2 separate regions of the Homo sapiens genome follow, and region 2 is linked to region 1. Evidence: chromatin loops called from intact Hi-C (ENCODE). Cell type or tissue: Calu3. All regions are shown on one strand.

What was found. A loop is a pair of places that touch in the nucleus more often than their neighbours do. Peaks named below come from ENCODE experiments on the same cell type or tissue, not always from the same donor. Only the 100,000 strongest peaks of a DNase experiment are listed, where the experiment ranks them.
Region 2: it touches region 1 in a loop (7-fold over the local background); 1 of 110 quality-filtered maps calls a loop at or near these places.

The regions. Positions count from the first base shown.
Region 1 is chr2:145,684,967-145,687,466 of GRCh38, forward strand. No RefSeq gene overlaps it. Among named protein-coding and RNA genes, the nearest start is that of LINC01966, 800 kb to the left of the region's middle. In Calu3, no CTCF peak of the experiment used is centred here; a DNase peak (open chromatin) is centred at 945.
Region 2 is chr2:145,430,805-145,433,304 of GRCh38, forward strand. No RefSeq gene overlaps it. Among named protein-coding and RNA genes, the nearest start is that of LINC01966, 550 kb to the left of the region's middle. In Calu3, no CTCF peak of the experiment used is centred here; DNase peaks (open chromatin) are centred at 577 and 1,097.

The DNA of each region.
Region 1 (2,500 bases):
GAAGGAACAACTATCCATTTGGCCATGATCACCCAAAATTCAAGATGAAGCGTGTCCTATCTTCTAATCTTCATATTATTTTGTTAAATTCTAATTCATTACATAAATTATGACCAAAAACTTGGCACAGAAAAGTATTATTTTGTATTTATGTCATGTATTAATTCAGATCAGTAGTTCTACCAGTAAGAACAAAAGAATATGTTCTGCAGATATGACCTATAGGCTGGTAGTATGATCTTCTAAGGAAAACCATTTTTCTTGAGATTTCTAATATTTTCATTGCTATTAATGGTTTCTTTCAAGTTCTTAACCATCTCGAGTCAGGTTTGTTGTATTTATCTTTCTCTCTGGTTGCAAATTTCCTTTAATAGTCAATGGGACAATTAGTAAAATACATTCCAAATACTCTGGTATAGAATAGGTCCTGGATTTCAGCATTTGAGCAGACACACATCTACGTGTTCATGTCTAGACTTCTATTCAGTACAAAGATAATAGCTTCAGCTCAGAAAGTATTTCACCACATTTATCTATTGCCTTATTAAAAGTAATTCCCAGAAGGAAACTTCATGAGTAACTATTAATGAGTCATTTACAGTTACTCCATAGACCAGATTAACCAAGATAAAATTTTGGTAATGAGTATTACCTAGTAGGAAGGTAGGTTGTAAAAACAGTTTTGGTTGAAACTTGAGTCAATTTAGTTGTATCAATGAACCTATCAAAATACAACTTAAGAAATAGTTGAATTCTTCAACTTTGAATGACCTTTCAGAGTCTATTTGCAAGGCGTTATTTTCTGTCTTCTATTTCTTTTCCGCATGCTTGTTCACTTTACATTCCTTTACTGCCTTCACTTATTGATTGCTTGAGTAAAACAAGGCCACACCCTCTGTAGACTCTCGGTAAACTGATGAGGATGAGGTTGACAGACTAGAAGGTAGGAATAATGTCTAAGTACAGAAATGGGTGTGTCAACTGCCCTCTGAATTGTGAATTCCAACATCATGTAGCTGAGGATCTCTGGAGAAATAAGCCAGTCAGCCAACTGACAAAAGAGGCTTCAGGTTTTTGACACAAGGTGTAATGACACTTGGGCAATATGACCTGTTCCATGGCATTTTACATTATGTCGTGATAATATCACAAAACATAAAGTTCTTCAGGCGATCTGCTACATCATATTCCACCATGAGTTCATAAGGAATTTAAATAGCTGATTATCAACTTGAATTAGTGTAACTGCTGCCAGATAGTTGTAAATAACAACAATAATATATTCAAAGAGTGCCCTTAGTTAAAAATACAGTAGGCAAAGAGACAGAATCAGCATTAAACGTCACACAGAAAATTCTGAGTTAAAGATTTGGGCAGCAGTCTACGTTGCACTTGACTTAGAGGTGATTTTAATAGACTGGGTGGAATCAACAGACTTGCAGCACATATTCATGTTGAATGACTCTAGATGAGTGAAACAAAATACACAAAAGGAGACTAGGTGATAATTCTAAGAACCTATATTCTGGGAATAATATTATTAACAACTGTATTCAAATTTATCCTTACTTGTTCGCCGTTCTTTAATTTTCTCTTACTGAGGAGTTTGGAAATTGAATGTATTCATTCCCCAAAATTATGCCTGTGTGATGAGTTGAACTAATGTTTTTAGAAGTGAGCAGCTCAAATAATGAGAGTTTGGGGGCTACTATATTGCACAACTCCAGCGGGCACTATTTACATTGTATTCTGTACTGTAAATATGACATATGGTTACACTGAATTTTATCTAAAAAATAAAAGAACTTCCTGACATAAACTATTACAGTTTATACCAACAGTCTACTCTATAATTGGGCCCCTCTGCAGGCTTTTAAACATAAATTGACCTCATACTCATCTTTAGAATGGCTTATTAAGGCAGGACTCACTAAAAGTCATAATGCCTTTATAGGGGGAGTAGAGAGAAATGGAAGTTGTTGATTAAAAGAAAAACAAAAGGTAGACTACTTGACTTAAACATCTCTTATAAGCTATCTTATTTAAATATTTAATCTTCCTTTCTCCAGAGCAGGGAAGTATTTTTTTTTTATTTTATTGCTTACATAAAATTTTCTACTACACTTGCAATTAAATGTAATGTTCTCCTACTTTCTTTGTTTTTTTCTTTCCTTCCTTACTGTTAAGAGTCATAACCACTTTAGTCCTGCAATGAGATTAACATCCCTGGAAATATGAAAAATAAGATACCTTAAGAAATACTTGACATGAAGGGTGTAAGATGTGATCGACTTTCACCAGCCTCTGCACAAAGACTCCTTGGCAAAAGAAAGTCAAAGAGAGAAAAAAAAAAAAAAAAAAGGCATGAACTAGAACTATAGGTTTTTAACCTTTCCGATTTTTATCATAGGTGAAAGCAGATCTATGAAACTACTCTATTCTCTACAAACCTGAAGAGAGCCAGGCAAGTTGGGCTCCACATGTCTTGTTATCATTCCAG
Region 2 (2,500 bases), 250 kb before region 1:
AAAGAGTTGGCAAAGCCAGAACACACAATAATATTGCTAATTGTTGTTATCTTTGCAGGTGCATTCCTGCCCGAAGAGTACAGTGGACCCACACATTTTCTGCTCAGTTTCTTCTTTCCCCTATGAACTTGGAGAATGACGTTCAGGGTAAAATCTGGTTTGGTCCGGCCTCACAGAAGTGCATCGTAATAGAATATGCTCTGTAAGTATCCTACCATCTACTCAAATATATTTGCCCAGTAATTAGCACATATACTAAGCAAGGAGGTTGCCCAAATAATGAATATGATAGAGAAGTAGAAAATACCTTTAAAGCGCCCATTTTGATCCATGGTCTTAATTTGTTATGATATTAAAAAGATGCCAAATAATTAAATAAAATACTAATTTGAAGGGCAAAAAAAAAAAAAAAAAACAACCCCACCCATTTATCTTCTCAAATTTGAACAAATGCCAAATGAGGGCCAGATCCTGCTGTCTACTTGTGCTTCCTTTGCTTCCTGAATCCAGGAAGGAGAAAAGAGAAGTCAGGAATGTGATGTGTTTTCCACGCCTCAGGTCTGCCTCCATGTGTCAGCGACGTGTAGGCTTCCAAAGTCTCAGCATTTAAAAGGGTTGACTTCAGAGCTCTGAGGGAGGGGACAAAGCTCTATTTGTTTATAGTCTTTAGCTCTAATTACATAATTACATTGGAAGGGGGACTGACTTCTGAGGAATAGCAACAAAGCAAACAAGGTAAAATTGTAATAGGTCAGTCCAGTTATTATCTTTCTAGCCCTCCAGTGTGTGTGTGTGAGCACGCGCATGTGTGTGTCACACACGTGCACACCGGCATATGGTATTAACAGATAAAGCCAGCCGTGTGTATGCAAGGCTATCATTTTACCTTTAGTGCACTGTGACACCCTGATTATCTCATTGAAATTGGAAGGTAAACGGGATGTTGTAGAAACAGAGGCTCTCATGGCAGGTAATAGAGCAGATCTAATTAGCCTCAAGTACCTGTAATCCTAGGAGATATACTTGGAGATAAAAGCTAGGGAGAGTCCCTCAGGTATGACTAATAGGTCCCCAGCCAGGTTGGCTCTGGATCAGGTGTAGTGGGACAGCTGTGCTGAATGTGCCCTATTGATCTGAGAAAGGCTACACTTTCTGCCACAAATTGAATTCAAATTGCTTAAGAGAGGAAGGCATCAGGTGCTACTTGCTTCATATTTCAAAATAATTTTCTTCCATACCAGTTTGGTAGTAGATTGTTTAGTCTTCTGTAAAAATCTGTCTTTTAAAACATATCCTCTGAAATCTTATATACGATTTCCTTTAAAACCATTTTTTAATGCCATGGACAAGTGCATTCTAGACACGTTTCATATTTTTGAAAACTGAAGAGTTTTCTTAAAGATTATGGCCCATGCCTACTAGGTGATATTTTATAAAAGGAAATTTTGTTATTCACTTTAAGGAGAAGAAAGATATGTTTCCCTGTTTATTAATTAATTATAAGAACTTAATTAGAAACACAGAAAACAAAACACAGGATTTTAAACAGGGGATAATCTAAAATAATGTTTTCCAAGTACCTGTCATCCTAGAAGATGTACTGGGTTTGAATACAAGTAACATTTTTTACTTAAAGAAAATGTTATGTTAACCCCTCCCCCCAACACACACACACACACACACACACACACACACACACACACACACACACTTCCCTGGGCCCCCAACAACATAATCAGAAGCTGATAAAAGGAGGACCCTTGGCATGAAGCCAGGGTAAAACCCAAGCCCCATCCATTTGCTCCCCCCTAGGCATGTTGCCTCTTACTGAGGTCTTTGAGGCCTTGGAGCCTCTCAAAAGAATCTAAAAATCACTGAACTGGGCAATGTTTGGTTTTTAAGTGGGGCCATATTTAAACAATTTCAGAAGATTGACAGTCGAAGTTGTTTTAAAAATCTATTTCTGAATGAGATATCATAATATCTCCTAAGTCAATTAAGTATACATCACAGCCAGAAAATTCTTCGTAAGCACTGTAGCTTGTTATTCTGTTCAGACATTGGTGATTATCTCATTCATTCAACAAATATTCATTGATTATCTACTATATACCAGACACATTTCTAGATACTGAAGAGACGTAAGTGAACAAAACAGAAAAAAACTACACTTAATAAGGAGTTTATGCATTCCAGTAGAGAAGACATAGACAGTATGTAATTAGCAACATAAAAATAAAATTTTCGGTAATTGAAGACACAAGTGTGATGAAAATAATAGAACCATCATAAAAGGAGTTGAAAGTACTGAAAGGGCTAGAAGAAATTTTAAATGGGATACTTAAGGTAAGCTTAATTTAGAAAGTCATATTTGAATAGAGACATTGATGAGGGGAAAGAGATAGCCACATAGATCTCTAGAGACAAATACATATTTAACAGTATTTTGCATATAGTAAACACTCAAATGCTGTAGATTATGTTTATTCTTGAGTTAGCC